2 separate regions of the Homo sapiens genome follow, and region 2 is linked to region 1. Evidence: read pairs that join two places in POLR2A ChIA-PET (ENCODE). Cell type or tissue: CD4-positive, alpha-beta T cell. All regions are shown on one strand. Each heading gives the region's core, and the rest is flanking DNA. Links, peaks and the distances in the headings are about the cores only. Region 1 overlaps UPB1 (beta-ureidopropionase 1). Region 2 overlaps SPECC1L (sperm antigen with calponin homology and coiled-coil domains 1 like).

What was found. Peaks named below come from ENCODE experiments on the same cell type or tissue, not always from the same donor. Only the 100,000 strongest peaks of a DNase experiment are listed, where the experiment ranks them.
Region 2: POLR2A ChIA-PET joins it to region 1 with 5 read pairs; 4 of 35 experiments call an interaction of 5 or more read pairs at or near these places.

Annotation. Positions count from the first base shown.
Region 1 is chr22:24,511,897-24,520,500 of GRCh38, reverse strand. UPB1 (beta-ureidopropionase 1) reads right to left here. Exons shown (of 10, transcript NM_016327.3): 5 at 7,016-7,177; 6 at 5,131-5,300; 7 at 33-114. Among named protein-coding and RNA genes, the nearest start is that of UPB1, 21 kb to the right of the region's middle. RefSeq lists an enhancer at 5,759-5,808. In CD4-positive, alpha-beta T cell, for the core only: no CTCF peak of the experiment used is centred there; DNase peaks (open chromatin) are centred at 4,060 and 5,540; H3K27me3 peaks cover 386 bases.
Region 2 is chr22:24,340,414-24,349,017 of GRCh38, reverse strand. It overlaps SPECC1L (sperm antigen with calponin homology and coiled-coil domains 1 like), which reads right to left. Exons shown (of 17, transcript NM_015330.6): 11 at 1,842-1,932. It overlaps SPECC1L-ADORA2A (SPECC1L-ADORA2A readthrough (NMD candidate)), which reads right to left. Exons shown (of 20, transcript NR_103546.1): 11 at 5,415-5,536; 12 at 1,842-1,932. Among named protein-coding and RNA genes, the nearest start is that of SPECC1L, 74 kb to the right of the region's middle. In CD4-positive, alpha-beta T cell, for the core only: no CTCF peak of the experiment used is centred there; no DNase peak of the experiment used is centred there.

The sequences.
Region 1 (8,604 bases), core at 1,779-6,778:
GCTCCTCTCCCCAGCCAGACCTCGGGACTTACGGTGCCCACTCGATTGATGGCGCAGGTGAAGCAGTGATTGGCAATGGCTGCGTTTCTGGCCTCGATGGGCCACAGGGACTCGCTGTAAGAGAGGACCAAGAGGAACCAGGTTGCCGACTTTCCAGGCAGACTCAGTGGATGCTCAGCCCTGAGCCTGGCCTGGCTGCAGGCTTTCCTGGGCCAGTGGTGGGGACAGAGCCTGGCCTGGCTGCAGGCTTTCCTGGGCCAGTGGTGGGGACAACCAGGAGACTCACCGGTCACACCCCAAACCTGCAACCAGGCCAGCCTGTCCTCAGCACCTTGCCCTGGCCTGAACAGCCTTTGGGAAGGGCCTGCTGCAGGCATAAGCCACGTGGCTGTGCTCTGTCAGAAGAATTAGCAGCCCTGGATCAAATCCTCATCCTGAGCCTCAGTTTCCTTTTCTGAAATGTCCTCAAAAGAAGACTATGAAGACTGAATGACCATGCAGGTGAAGATCCAAGTGGTAGGAGTTCCATAACCACCACTTCCCACCTCCATCCCTTCTCCTGGAACCCACCTGCTGGGCTGGGCAGAACCTCTCCTGGTGAATGCCAGAAGGGAGCCGGGGGCCTGGTGGGCTTGTGCAGGGCCTGTGAGGGCTGAGCACAGGCTGTACCTGCCCTACCCTAACTCTCCTACTCTGCTATGCTGCCTTGCAAGGCAATCTCCAAAGCGGGTGATTTCAGGGCCAGTAAACAAGAAAGGAACTTAGGTAATAGGATAAGGGGTCAGATTCGGCAGCAGGGTCACCTCCTCCAAGCTGGGCCATTTCCCAGTGACTTCCCATTTCCCTCTTCTGAACCTTGAGTCTCTAAGTAAAGGCTCCCTGGTTCTCTTACTGGCCAGTGGGCTAGTGGCCCAGGAGGGAGGCACCCCATGTGCTTGGCTGAGCTGTGGGCCTTCCTCACTTCAGCACCTGCAAAGGGAGAATGCGATGGGAGACACGGCCCCAACCAGAGACCCTGTCCTTCTCTGGCCCGCCAACTAAGATATGACATGGAATCTAGTGGGCCTTCTTGTCACTAATTATCTTTTGTCTGAGGAACATCTTTAAGACTGTGGATTGACAGGAGTAATGCCCACTTAGAAACACTGTGTGACTAGGATCAAAATGCCCCGGAATCTTCCTTCGTGTCAGCAGGCACCTGGTTTAAACCAGGGAGTAGGTGGAGGGGGTGGGTGCTTGTCATAAGCCTAATTCTCAGGAGGATTCATGAGTCTGAAAAAATAAAAAATCACAGGCTTGATTGAGGGGACTCATTTTGCTGCTTTTTTCCCCCAGCTGCTAAGCCAAGCTGACAAAACTTTTCAGAAATGATTTTTACAGAAACACACCAGTAAATGACATTTTCAGGAATTAAATAGACACTTGCAGGGCGATTGCCATAAACATCTTAGTTGCAATTCTCCAGGGAGGTGTTCTGCATAGGACCCAAACCCACAGCTGGAAATAAAATTTATGCTCTCAAAACCACCAGGGGAAAGGAAGCTGGGGTTAGTGAGAGCCCAGTGTGTGCAGGAATCATGACGTCTGATGGGGAGTGGGGACGTTTGCCATATTCCCAGCGCGGTGCACACACACCCCTAAAAATAATCGCAGTGGAAAGGCAAGATGCAGCAAGAGGATAGGATGGTGACTTGCCAATGAATGTACACAGGTGGTAGAAATCTTTGGTCACCCAAGCTGTAAGGGACACATCCTTGGATTATGAGGATAACCTAATCAAAAGCATTCAGACACTACTATGTACTTAGAACTGTGGGACTCAAAAATGAATGAGGACACCCTGCTGACCCATGTGTGTGCATGCACATGTGTATGTCTGTCTCTAATACAGGCGGCAGAAGGTGCCAGAAAAGGGGATGGATGGTTCTGGATGCTGTGATCCAATGCTGGTGGGGATTTGCCCAGCATTATGCTGAAAAACACTATCAATTCCATCATTCATCATTTTAAGAAAACAAGCCAGGATCCTACCATCTTAATAAACCACCTGTTGCCTTTTATCCACACTCCATGACTATCCTCATCCATAGGCAAACTTTTTTTTCCTTTTTTTTCCAAGAGTTCTGACCACAGCCTGAACACGTCTTTTTCTTGCTCACAGGCTTTCATCACTTTGCATTACCTTCATCATGACTCTTTATAGTGGCTGTACAATAACCTGTGGAAGAGGTGGGCTGTAATGTGCTTAGCTCAGACACTTCCCCCGCTGTCAGCTTTTCCCTTATTGTAAGTAAGCTGTTGTGAGCACCTTCACATGCATTGCCTTTCCCTGTTTTTTTTTTCTGTCTTGTTCTGTCACCCAGGCTGGAGCGCAGTGGTGCAATATCAGCTCACTGCAACCTCCACCTGCTAGGTTCAAGCGATTCTCCTGCCTCAGCCTCCCAAGTAGCTGGGACTACAGGTGCCTGCCACCATGCCCGGCTAATTTTTGTATTTTTAGTAGAGATGAGGTTTCACCATGTTGGCCAGGATGGTCTCAAACTCCTGACCTCAAGTGATCCGCCAGCCTTGGCCTCCCAAAGGGCTGGGATTACAAATGTGAGCTACTGTGCCTGGCCTTCCCTCCTCTTTTAGATTGTTTCTTCAGGCTACAGTTCTAGGAGCATCATTATCAGGCCAAAGGGCATGAGCATTTTAGGAGCTCATGAAACATACTGCTTTCCAAAAGACCTGTTAGTTTTTACTGCCAGCCTCACCACACCCTGGAAAGCCAAGGGTTGGATGATTCTTGGCTGAGGAAAGAAAAATCAATCATTTTTAATAAGCCTAATAGGCTGCTGAGGACATAGCAATTATATGCATATTACACTGGGGTGCTTCTGTTTGCCTAACTGGAGCCAATAAAAGCCTGAGATAGGAGGGTCAGGGAGGGCCTCTGCACACACAAGGCGAGGAGCCATCTGAGTCCACAGCCACAACTTTGTCTGCCCTGGCCCAGAAGCCAGATGCCCTAGTGCTTCGGGTTCCTCTAGGGACCCCAGTGGGAAGATGGAGCTTGCCAAGTGTCTTACCCAGAGCCAGCAGAGGGGGCTGCTTTAGGGGGTGGCCCCAAAGTTCTGCCCAGGCCTGGTAGCTGGATGACCAGTAAAAACCCTACTGACAACCACCAATGAATGCTATCACTGGTGATCTGACCACCATGAGACTCCAGTATGTTCTCTGAGGGGAGATGGAGGCCTGATATTCCCCTTCTACCCAACAGTACCCCTCCTGGACATGGACCAGACCTCCAGGTACATGGGCAGGGTGGTAGACCTGAGGTAACAGAGGAGGGGTTGCATTCTGGCTCCAGAAGGAACCTGCTATGTAAATAAATGTTGAATGGGGAGGGGATATTACTCTTGAGAAAGGGGCACTGTATGAAAAGAAAAGGTAAATGTCACACCCTGACGTTTAGAAGAAATTCAACTGAAATTTGGCCGGGGGCAGTGGCTCACGCTTGTAATCCCAGCACTTTGGGAGGCCAAGGTGGGTGGATCACAAGGTCAGGAGATCGAGACCATCCTGGCTAAGACGGTGAAACCCCATCTCTACGAAAAATACAAAAAATTAGCCAGGTATGGTGGCGGGCGCCTGCAGTCCCAGCTACTTGGGAGGCTGAGGCAGGAGAATGGCGTGAACCCAGGAGGCGGAGCTTGCAGTGAGCCAAGATTGCGCCACTGCGCTCCAGCCTGGGTGACAGAGCAAGACTCCGTCTCAAAGAAAAAAAAAAAAGAAGAAATTCAACTGAAATTTAGTCAAGAATGAGGACAAGAGAGACAAGTGCAGGCTGACAGAGACTAAAGCTGCACACCCACCAGAACTCCCCCTGCTCCCCACCCATGGCAGGACAGGGCACACCCCTGTCCTGCTGGGGACACTGGCAGCCAAGACCACAGAAAGTGAAAGCCAGCACCTCCTGCTGCAGGAATCCTGCTTGGAAAGAAGTGAGTTGGGGAGAAAAGTATTTGCACATAAATTCCTAGAGTTCTGTTACTTGTAGTGATGCAAAACTGGAAACCACCCAAATGCTCAGCCTTTGTGGAAGAGAGAGGCAGCAGCAGCAGAGTCATGCAGTCAGATCAGCTCGCTGGATGCCCCTCCTAAATGAGGGGCCCCAGGGGTGGGGTACTGCCCAGTTCTCGGGCTTCCGGGGCCACCCTCCCCTCATCCCCCAGCCCTGCCTTGACAAGGGCAGTTCTATCTGTTTAGGGGTGAGGCTAACACCGAAACACTTGTTATGTGTTATAAAAATAAAACCCTTCTCTGGTTAAAGACAAGTTTCCTCGACTGATCTCCAACTCCCTCATTTGCAGCTTCTCTTGTCCAGATGTCTGTCCTGCCTGTGCAGGATGCTGCAGATGTGAGGACTAGGAATCCACAGTTCCCCATCCAAGAGCCAATGCTGGCTAGGCACCTACTATGCTCCAAGGACTTAGATGTGGGGGTTCTTTTTTGTTTTTTCGTTTTGTTTTGTTTTATTTTTTGAGATGGAGTCTCGCTCTATCACCAGGCTGGAGTGCAGTGGTGCCATCTTGGCTCACTGCAACCTCCGCCTCCCAAGTTCAAGTGATTCTCCTGCCTCAGCCTCCCGAGTAGCTGGGACTACAGGCACACACCACCACGCCTGGCTGATTTTTGTATTTTTAGTAGAGACAGGGTTTCACCACGTTGGCTAGGCTGGTCTCAAACTCCTGACCTCAAGTGATCCACCTGCTTCGGCCTCCCAAAGTGCTGGGATTACAGGTGTGAGCCACCGAGCTCAGCCCAATGTGGGGCTTTTTGAAGCCCCCTGCTGACTACAGGGAAAGGGGGGAATTATTTTCATCTCAGTGTTCAGAATCACAGCAGAGGTTGGTGTTTTACTGTAGAGCAGCTCTTGCTGCGGGTGGGGGATTGCTCATTGCCATCTTGAGGATTCTTTTCACTGAAAAGCTGGTCACATGTACAACATGCAATCCTGGGGGCTCAGCTCTGTTAACATCCTGGTGGCTGCGCCTGCCTGCTGCCACCTTGGAGCTCCACAGCCCAGCCTTGGGCTTTAGCTGGCTGGGCCCCAGGAAGCCCCCCAGACCCCACCAACTGAGTGACCTGAGTGCTCCTATCGTGGCCGAGGGGTTGAAGATGATCTCAGCCCCGTTGATGCTGTACATAAGCCAGTTGAGGGGGTGGTGCCGCCCGTAGCAAATGTTCACCGCGATCCTTCCGAACTGCGTCTGGAACACGGGGTGGCCCAGGTTTCCCTCCATGTAGTAAGTTGACTGAAAAGCAAAGGGCCATATACTGATGCCTCTGACCTTCAAGATTTCCTTAGACTCAGCAGAAAAACTGAAATATCACCAATAGTCCAGAGGTGGTTACACTCCTGAGTGTGACTCTAAGTTCCAGAATTTCAATATGATAAAAACAAAACACACACAAAAAAACCCTGACACCAAATAAGCCAGCCCCCGGGGGAAATCACAGTGGCTTAAGCATTTGCCCAGTCTCCTTTCTGACATGTCACAAAAATCCCCACAATGACGTTCCACACTATTTCAAACTCTGGTGAGGTTTCAATTATGGTCCAACTCAAGGCTCGGGTTTGGTTGGCATTAACACGAGTTGGTCAATGCCCTCAGCAATCACATGTCATTATATAGAACGGTGGAGCCCGGAGACCTGGAGCACATCCAAGCAACTCTCTCCCTGGTCAGAGGAGAAAGCTGCTTCCTGAGGGGGCATAGCTCGCCCAAATGATTAAGGCCAAAGCTTCTAGTGGAACCCACACCCTGAAAGCGCACCTTCTCCATCCTGCCTAGGGTTAAGGAGGTCCCTGTGGGGCAGGCGGACCAGACCCCATCCTCCCATCCCTGCTTCTCTGTCTGCTCCTAAGGGTGCCAGGGCAGGGACACTGTCCTGGACAGCACTGAGGGAAGCTAGAGGGCAAATCAGGGTCCCAAACAGATCTGCTCCAGGAGCCTTCCACCTCCTCCTGATCCTGGCCATCAAAATTGGCCAGGGTCAGGCAGCAACCAGGATGTGTGCACGTGGTGAACACCGGAGCAGATCCTGCTGTGCTGAGACAAGCCCTGTGCTATCTGCAGGGAGCTAAAGATTAATCCCAGGGTAAACAGGTGAGGGGCGCGTCTTCCCACCCCCACCTCCAGCTGTTACTGAGAAACGCTGGGTTCTTCTTTCTCCCTGGGAAACCTCCTCTAGCTCTGCAGGCCATTTCTTATCTGCCTGACCAGCCTGAGAACGGCCAGGACCCCCACATTCATGGAGAGAGAACTGGGGACATCACATCCTGAACAACTGCATTAATGGCAAATCAAGTTCAGATTTAACATCTTAGGCATTAGGCAGAGGTCATTTCCCTCCTTCAAACATCCACCGCTCCCATCTTACCCACCCAGGGGTTGGCATTAACCAACCAAAATGGCCCCCCCAACTTATGCCCTGATCATGGGCACATGAAACTTCACATAATGCACAGTATACAGACATGCATGTTTGCCTACTGCCACCTGACACACAAACATGGGCCACCTCAGACCCCCCCATGATCCACAGACAAGGAATGCCATGCTCCAAACAAGGACAGGGCTGTGGCGTGCTAGGCTCTGAGCCTGAAAGGGGCCACAGGAATCATTTCATGTTTGTGCAATATTTAGTTTTGGTTTTAATTTATATACCACTTACTTCAAAGAATTCAGGAGGCCAAATCAGGTTGTATTAAAAAAATATATGCCCCATTGTGCTAAAGGTGTTTGGGACTCCTCTGAGAGTCCCGCCTGAATCCTGTCTGCCTGTGTGATATAGGGCAATGTCAGGTAACCCTCTGAGCACTGCAGCCACACTGTGCTCCCGTGGAGTGTACGTGACATGGAGTATGATCCTGCACAGAACTTCCCCACAGAAAGTCCCACAGAGATCTACAACATACAGAGGGGCAAGTGAGCAGGGCTGGTTATCTATCTTATGGGTGGCTCACCTCGTTGAAATCACCCACTCTGGGGATGTGGTTTTTCCTGGTCTTTCCCAGGACTGCTCCGGAATTGGAGATCACCACGGCTGTATTCCACAAAACATCCCCATGCTCGCTGTCTCGTTCCAGGATGGGAGACACCACCACCATGTCATGGTTCTTCGCCAGCTGGAAAAATGATAAATATGGCAGAGTCCCACTTATAAACCAATTGTTGTAGTTTTTTATCAAAGAAGAATGATCCTACTAAATCAATAGGCTTGGGTCAGAGCAACCACTTGCATTTGTTGTTTGGAACACTAAATACCCTGATGTCCATGCTTTGCTAAATAAGAATCACATTGTCCTGTACACAGTTGGTGGTAGAGTAAAATGGTGCAGCTGCTCTGGAAAACCATATGGGAGTTCCTCAAAAAATTAAACAAGAATTACCATTTGATCTGGCAATCCTAATCCTGGGTATATATCCAAAAGTATTGAAAGCAGAAGAGATTTGCAAACGCATATTCATTGCAGCATTATTCACAATAGCAAAGAGGTGGGAGCCAACCAAGTGCCCATCAATGGGTGAATGGATAAATGAAACATGGCACATCCATACAATGGAGTATCATTCAGCCTTAGATGCCACGGTTCTACGCTACACATGGATGAACCTTGATGATACTATGCTAAATGAAATAAGCCAGTCCCAAAAAGACAAATACTGTATGATTCCACTTGTGTAAGGTATCTAGAGTAGTCAAACTCACAGAAATGGAAACTATAATATTAATAGAACGGTGGTTGCCAGGGGCTGGGGGAATGGGGAGCTATTGTTTAATGGGACAGAGTCAGATTTGCAAGATGCAAAAATTCTGGAGATCCGCACAGTGTGAATATACTTTACACTACTGAACTGTGCACTTAAAAGTGGTTAAAATAGTACATTTTATATGTATATTTTACCACTTGAAAAAAGAATAAAAATAATAATCAAACGACTTATCTATGCCAAAAATAAATTTCTTTGGCATCAAATTCCTTTTGTCTCAAGTAAGAACATCAGTCCCTGGTGACCACAGGATGAGCAGCCCAGCGGGTCATTTGTCCTCTACTCTAATTAGCTGTCATGATCTCTGGCCTTAACAACAGGATAGGGGAGAGGCATGCTCAGAAGGCAACACTAGGAGCCATGCTAAGGGCAGCCTCAGGTCCCTGTGGAGGCGGAGTGTCTCTGGCACCAGCTCTCTTTCACACTCTTCCTCCAGCCCTGGCTCAGACTTATCATCTGCAAAAGTCCCCTAACCAGTCTCCTTCCTCTTTTTTCCATAGCAAGAAATCAACAACCTGGTGAATGAGAGATTTTTTTTTTTCCCCTACAGCCTGAGAACATCGATGTTTGGAATCACAACTGAGTATTGATAAAGTCACCATGATTATAGCTCTGCCCCAAAAGCCCCTAAGTATATGTATAAAACCTGAAAGAGAATACAAAGAAATGAAAAGAGTTATTGTGTTAGAGGTGAAAATAAGGATAAATGACCATTCGTCACCTCATGGGTTTTCTGATAACAGTTTTATTAAGATATAATTCAGGCCAGGTGCGGTGGCTC
Region 2 (8,604 bases), core at 1,814-6,813, 170 kb after region 1:
GAGGAAGAAGAAGCAGCCTGACAGAGAGAAGGCACAAGAGTGTGGTATTAGGGAAACCAAAAAGAATGTCCTAGAAGACAGAGTGCTCAACAGTGCCAAATGCTGCTGACGGGTCACATCAGATTAGGACTGAACTGGCTGGGCTGGGGACACAGCAGTCGTTGACAACTTCAGCAGCTGCAGGTGTTAAGAGCCCAGGAACCCAGTGAGCTAGGTGTTCACTATCAATTTACAGATGAGGAGACAGCACCAAAAAGGTTGCAGTTAACAGCCAGGCCATGGCAAGGCCAAGATCTCTGTGCTGCACACCTATGTAAATCCTTTGTGGGTTCATCTGGGAGGCGGGATGTAAAGAGAGGAAGGAGAGATGCAGAGTATTTGGGTTAAGAAAACTTTAAACCTTCCACTATTTGTTCCCTTAGCAAAACCTTCTGAGGGGAGAAAAGAGCTTAGGTGATGACTGACAAATGAACCAGAAGCCAAGAAGCAGGGCAGAAGGCAAATCTTTGTGCCAGGGAGGTAGTAGCAGCACCACCTTGTACTCCATTGCCCCTAAATGTGTACACAACCAGCTTATCAGAACACTGAAGACTGACAGGTATAGGGCCAGTTCAACCACCAAATTGAACTCTTCAGGCGCTGGTACTACATGGAGCCCACAGAGCCAGTCCTTTGGGTTCTTTAATTTAATACTTTTCACAAGTCTGCTTACTTCTGACCCAAAACCTGTTGAAGCCTTCTAGTCTAACATACACAGCCTAACATGCACAACCAAGAATTCCTGACGCATGGAAGTAACTGGCCTGCATCAGCTAAGAGGAGCCCTCAGGCCCTGAGGGGACACTTGGGAACATTCCCACACCCACCCCAAATGAAGCAGTGCTTTTCCCAGCACCACACCCCAACACTGCAGTTCATCTTTCCAATGCACTTTAGTACCTCACATGAAGAGGCAGCGTGGGGTAAGAGAAGGAGCCTCAACCTCGAAAGGTGGGATACTTGGGTTCTGGTGCCAGCCCTACCATAAAAAAACTACGTGGAAGGCCAGGTGCGGTAGCTTGCGCCTATAATCACATCACTTAGGGAGGTTGAGGTGGGCAGATCACCTGAGGTCAGGAGTTTGAGACCAGTATGGCTAACATGGTGAAACCCTGTCTCTACTAAAAATACAAAAATTATCTGAGCGTGGTGGTGTGCGCCTGTAGTCCCAGCTATTCGGGAGGCTGAGGTGGGAGAATTGCTTGAACCCGGGAGGCAGAGGTTGCAGTGAGCCAAGATTGTGCCACTACACTCCAGCCTGGGAGACAGAGTGATACTCCAGCTTAAAAAAAAAATGGCTGTGTGAAAACAGCAAGTTCCTCCCAAGGGCTCCAAAGAGTTGCTGACCCTCATCTTCCAGAGTCTCAGCTCTCTCAGGGTAACAAAACTCAGTCCAGAGATTTAAGGAATGGGCTTTGAAGTCAGGCTGCCCTGGGCTACTGCTTAGTAACTAACTGTGTTAACCTGAATTGAATTAGTTAACTTCTTTAAGCCTCATTTTTGGTATCTATAAAATGAGGATGACAATAATACATATGCCATGAGGAACTGTGAAAACAGTGCCTAGCAATGGTGTACACTCTCTATTACCCATTATGACAGCTGTCAGGAAAGATGCATTCATTAACAACTACTTTCCCCACTTGTAATTTAGATATACTTACTAGTGAACTTCTGATACAAAGGTATACCAGATTGATTGAAATAGTATCAAGAGCAAAGAAAATATTTAGTTTGCCAAAAAAGCCAGAACAATTCAAAAATTGAAAAAAAGGTGAAATGCTATGGCATATTACACGTACCTTGAACAGGGATTTCCCCATAGTTTGGTCTCTTATCTGACAGGGCTGTCAGGGGTTTGGATGTTGAGATTGGTCCACTTATGGAATGTCTCTGAAATCATAAGATAAACAACATCAAAGTTAAAATGACTGTTTGGACTCACAAAGTAAATGCCGCACAGAGTAGATATTTAGTTATAAATCCGTATTAATTCTTTCCATACTGCTATAGTAAGGTTGTAACACACCTTACAGGCATGGACTGTGATCAATATACTTTTTTTAAAAATTAGACTTTTTATTATGGGGTAATTATAGACTCATATGCAGTTTTAAGAATATAAAGAGATCCTACGTACTCTTTACTCAGTTTCCCCCAACGGTAATATCTTACAAACCTATAGTAAAATACCACCAGCAGGATTTTGACATTAGCCAAATACTGATATAGTCATTATCTTATATAGTCATTTATATGTTACTGATACAGTCAAGATAAAGAACATTTCCATCACCATAAGGATCCTTCCTGGGGCCCTTTTACAGTCACACCCCTCTTCCCGTCCCCAACCCCCTATCACTGACCTCTGGCAACCACTGGTATTCTGAATGTGGTTTCATTATTTTGTTGGAAGAGAATCTTTAAAGTATCACAAACCAATTCAGTAAATACAAAAACATGTTCCAAAATAAAATGCAGATGTGCTCCTTTTGTAATTGTACTGACCATTCAAGTCCTGGTTCAAATAAATCTCAATTCTGCCACCCGCTTGCTAATGCTACAACAACTGCCCAGTACAGCCTGTCATCTCAGTGCAGCACTACAGCAATGGCTTGTCACTGGCATCATCGCCAGACTTCTGCATATGCAGGCAGCCAGAAGAATCCACCACGGCCAGGCGCAGTGGCTCATGCCTTAATCCCAGCACTTCGGGAGGCTGAGGTGGGCGGATCATGATCTCAGGAGTTTGAGACCAGCCTGGCCAATATAGTGGAACCCCGTCTCAACTAAAAATACAAAAAATTAGCTGGGCGTGGTGGCAGGCGCCTGTAATCTCAGCTACTTGGGAGGCTGAGGCAGGAGAATCACTTGAAGCCGAGAGGCGGAGGTTGCAGTGAGCCGAGATCGCGCCACTGCACTCCAGCCCGGGTGACATTGTGAGACTCCATCTCAAAAAAAAAAAAACAAAAAAAACAGAAAGAATCCACCATGAACACTTAAAACCCCTCAGCTCTCCTGCCACCTCTACATGATGCTCAAACACCACCAACCTACTTATTTACTATCATGCAGACCACGTTGCTTGTCTATGTTTTTCTTGTGCTTCACTCCCACAGATTTCGCCCAGCCCTTTTTATCTGGCTAACTTCTATTTATTTCATATTCCCATCAGAAATGTGGACAAGGTCCAGCTTCTCCACATCCCTACCACACTTCAGATCGTCAGCCTTTTAGATTTTGGCCATTTGGAAGAATATAGAATAGGATCTCATTGTGGATTTAATTTCCATTTTCCTGATGACTAATGATGTTGATCATCTTTTCATGTGCCATTGGCCATTTGTATTCTTCTCCTGGAAGGATCTTCTCAAATCTTAGCCCATTATTTATTGGGTTGTTTGTCTTCTTACTGAATGTAAATCTTTGTTAGGTAAATGTATTATGAATACATTCTCCCCAGTCTGTAGCTTGCTTTTTGTATTTTCTTAACGTCTTTCAGAGAAGTTTTAAGTTTTAAGTTGCCTAATTTATCAACTTGCTTTTATAGTTCATGCTTTTTTATATCTTAATAAATGTTTGCAGTCTTAAAAGTCATGAAGATTTTCTCTCATGTTCTCATGTAAAAATTATAGTTTTAGCTTTCACATTTAGGTTGATAGTCCATTTCAAATTTTGTGTATTTCATAAGGTACGGGCTGAGGTTATTTTTTTTTCTATACAGTTATCTAGTCATTTCAGAATCTTTTCTTCAAAAAACTATTCCTTACCGATTGAATTACTTTGGTATCTTTGTAGAAAATCGACTGGCCTACTTCTGAACTCTCTGTTCTACTGATCTAATGTTGAAATCAGGTAGTACAAGTCCTCCAAATTTGTCCTCCACCCGCACCCCCCCGACCACAACAATGTTTTGAATATTCAGGGATCTTGCATTTCCATATGAACTTAATACTACCATGTCAATTTCTACCCAAAGAGCACTGCTCTTTTAATTGGTATTGTGTTGAATCTACAGACCAATTTAAAAGACTACTACAAGATATTAATGATATTGAGTCTTCCAATCTATAAATGACATCACTTTCTATTTATTCAATTTTTCTCGGCAATATTTTATTGTTTTCATTGCACAGGTTGTGCATACATTTCATTATATTTATTGCTAAGTATTTCAATCTCCAATTATTCATGCTAATATACAGAAAAACAAATAACTTTTGTATAGGACCTCGTGTAAACCTTGACACTGCTCAACTCAAAAAGCTTTTGTGTGGACTCCTTAGGATTTTCTACATAAATGATCATGTTATCTGCAAATAATGACAGTTTTACTTTACCCTTTCCAAACTTGTATGCTTTTCTTTCTTTTTTTTTTTTTTTTTTGGTCTTATGCAATTGCACAGGGTAAGAGCTCCAGCAAAATGCTGAACAAAAGTGGTGACAGTGGGTATCCTTACCTTGCTCCTGATCCTGGTGGGAAAGCATTCAGTCTCCAGATTAAGTATGACGTTAGCTGTGGAGTTCCCACAGGTCTCCTTCTATTTCTAGTTTGCTAAAGAGTTTTACTATGAATGGATGTAAAATTTTGTCAAATAGTTTTCTAAATACGTTGAGATTAATGTTTTTTTTTTTAATTTTTTTTCCCTCTTTTATTGTGTTGAGGTAAATTTTAACCTTGCACCCCTGGGATACATCACACTTGGTAATGATGGATTGTCGTTTTTATATATTGCTGGATTCAGTTTTGTTAATGTGTGCTTTTATATTGCATCTATAACCATCTATAATCATGAGGAATACTGGCTAGCCATTTTCTTTTTTTGCAATGTCTTTGTCTGGTTTTGCTATCAGGTAATGCTAGCTTCCTAAAATGAACTGGAAAGTCCTTTTACTCTTCTGTTTTCTGAAAGACTATATACAATTGGAATTATTTCTTCCACAAAGGATTGATTCAATTCACTAGTAAAACCACCTGGGCCTGGAGTTTTCTATGTGGGAAGCCTTTTTATTTTAAACTTTTATTCTGAAATAATTATGGATTCCCAGGAAGTTGTAAAGATAGTACAGCAAAGTCCCATATACTCCTCATTCACTTTCCCCCAACTGTCTGTGGATAATGAATTCCCTCAGCTTTTGTTTGCCTAAATAATTTTACTTTTACTTTTTTTTTTTAAATACACAGAATTCTAAGTTGACAGGGTTTTTCTTTCAGCATTTGAGGATGCCATTTTGGGCTGGGCACAGTGGCTCACTTTGGGAGGCCGAGGAAGGTGAATCACCTGAGTCCAGGAATTTGAGACAAGCCTGGGCAACATGGAGAAACCCCATCTCTACTAAAAATACAAAAATTAGCCAGGCACCATGGTACGCACCTGTAGTCCCAGCTACTCAGGGGGCTGAGGCAGGAGAATCACTTGAACCCAGGAGGCAGAGGTTGCAGTGAGCCAAGGTCACGCCACTGCATTCCAGCGTGGGCGACAGAACTAGACTCCATCTCAAAAAAACAAAACAAAACAAAAAAAAAACACAACCATTTTGTTGTCTTCTGACTTGCACAGTTTCTAACTAGAAGTCTGTGATCATTCTCACCTGCCTGTCCTTAAGAGTTTCTTATCACTGTTTTTCAGCAATGCCTTAATGGGCATGGGGATGAGGGTGTTTGTATGTTTATATACGCTTGTCTTGCTTTAGCTTCCTGATTTTCTTGGATCTATGAGTATATAATTTCCATCAAATTTGGATGGATTTTGGCTATTATTTCCTCAAAAAAAGAATTTTTTTTAAGATGGAGTCTCCCTGTGTCGCCCAGGCTGGAGTGCAGTGGTGCGATCTCAGCTCACTGCAACCTCTGCCTCCCGGGTTAAAGTGGTTCTCCTGCCTCAGCCTCCCAAGTAGCTGGGACTACAGGCACACACCACCATGCCTGTCTAATTTTTTGTATTTTTAGTAGAGACAGGGTTTCGCCATGTTGTCCAGGCTGGTTTCAAACTCCTGAGCTCAGGTGATCTGCCCACATCAGCCTCCCAAAGTGCTGGGATTATAGGCGTGAGCCACTGCGCCCAGCCTATTTCTTCAAATGTTTTTTTCAGACACACTTCCCACTCTGCCCCCCGACCCGCCTTTTTTTCTTGGGCTCCAATTTCAGGTATGTAGGACCACTTAATTTCATCCCACAAGTCAGGGCTTCAGTTTATTTTTTTCCCCAGTCTTTTTACCTCTCTGTTACTCATTATGGACAGATTCTACTGCTATGTCCTCAAACATACTGATCTTTTCCTCTATTTCTTTTTTTTTTTTTTTTTTGAGATGGAGTCCTGCTCTGTAGCCCAGGCTGGAGTGCAATGGCACAATCTCAGCTCATTGCAACCTCCCCCTCCTGGGTTCAAGCGATTCTTCTGCCTCAGCCTCCTGCGTAGCTGGGATTACAGGCACACACCACCGTGCCTGGCTAATTTTTTTGTAGTTTTAGTAGAGATGGGGTTTCGCCATGTTGGCCAGGCTGGTCTTGAACTCCTGACCTCAGGTGATCCACCTGCCTTGGCCTCCCAAAGTGCTGGGATTACAGGCGTGAGTCACCATACCTGGCCTCCTCTATTCTTTTTCATATCTTTCACTTCTCTCTTCATCTGTGCATGCTTCCCTTCACATACTTAAGCAGAGATCATATTTACATTGCTGCATGCTAATCCTATCATTTCTATCCGTTCTAGGTCTGCATCTATTGACTGATTTTTCCCCTGGTTATAGGTGACATTTTCCTGCTTCTTCATTGTCTAGTAATTTTTTATTGCATGCCAGATTATGATGGAGTCTTATATTTTGCTGTATTCCTTTAAAAATTATTACTTTGGCAAATAAGTACACTACTGTATTAGTTACCTATGCTGCATGACAAATTACTTCAAATCTTTAGTGGCTTAAAACAATCCATTTATGATCTCATAGTTTCTGTGGGTCAGAAAGCTTAGCGGAGTGCCTCTGGTTCAAGGTCTAGCACGAGGAGGCAATCAGGTTGTCAGCAGGGCTGCAGTTATCTCGAGGATCGAAGATCTGCTTCCAAGCTCATCTACATGGCTGCTGGCAAGCTTCAGAAGATCTGTTCCCACACTTCCTAATGTGGGCCTCTCTGCAGGGCTGGCTCACAACATGGGAACTGGGATTCCCTGGAGTAGGTGGCTCTAAGTGATAGCAAGAGGAACATTCAAGGCAGAAGCAAAGCTTTTTGTAACGATTTTAGCAGTGATAACCTTATCCCACCACTTCTTTTGCTTTGCCATATTCACTGGAAGCAAATCACGAGCTGCAGCCAACACTCAACAGGAGCAAATTACACAAGGAGCAACTACCACCAATGGGGGATCGCTGGGGAACATTTTAGAGGCTGCCTACTATAGCTACTTAAGGATCTCCTTGGTCCTTCTGCATCTTATTTTTAAAGATCTTTTACGGCAGATCTAGAATACTATTTACTCTGAGGGTATTTAGTTCTATGATACTTTCAGGTGTGGTCCTTTAGGAGTCTATAATGAATGCCATCTATTCAAAGAGGTGTCTCCACAGCGGCTGGTGGGAACTCAAATGATTTCCTGCCCTAGGTGAGCTACCAGAAGTGTTTGTGTGATAGCTCCCTGTTCCTGGAAATTGTTCCTGGAAAATTATTCTTGCGGGGCTGTTCCTGGAAAATTATCCTTGTGGGGTTTCACCCAATGCAGGTGCAGGTTGGTATTCAGGAAAAGACTCAAAGGGATGCCTACGCAGATTTCTATACTCCTTTCTCTATGCAGCTCCCTCCTCCCAGTATCTGCCCTGCAAATTCGAGCAGTCGCCTTCTCCTTGAATGTTGATTTGTGTCTACTCAGATCCAATTGGTTTTCTCTTCCCTGCTCCATGTAGGTTCATCTTCCCTGCACCACCACCTGGAAATTGCCTCCAGGAAAAGACTGTGGGCCACAGTAGGACTTACCTCATTTTAAAATTTTTGTTCAGGGATCACAGTTACGTACAATGTCTGAAAATAATTGTTTCTTATATTTTGTCCATCTTTCTATTAATCGTTGTTTGTGATGGCAGAATAATCCAGCCTGTTACTCCCACATAGCTAGAAGTAGAATTCCTACCCAGGGAGTTTTGAAAAACTAACAATCCCAAGCTTAGGCCCCAGTCCCCAGAGATTATGGTTTACCAGGATGAGGTCTGGGAATTTTACCTGTTTAAAAACTCTCCACATGATTTTTATATACGATTAGGTTTGAGACGCACTGTACTAACTAATCATGTACTAAAAAGCTACTGAATGTAGCTCATAAGTATTAGTTTTTTGCAACTTGTAGAAATATTTTTCACCTCCTATCTTTACAAAGATTTACAAAGTGATGCCTCATACATTAAACGTCAACTGATAAACACCACTTAAAGTTCATCTTATTTGAAGTTTATTACATTTGGCATCTTTATTTTGCTTTTATCTATATTTTCAGAATTTTAGATGAAGTTTGATTAATAGAGAGCACATAAAAAAAGCATTAAATCAGCTGCGCACAGTGGCTCACGCCTGTAATCCCA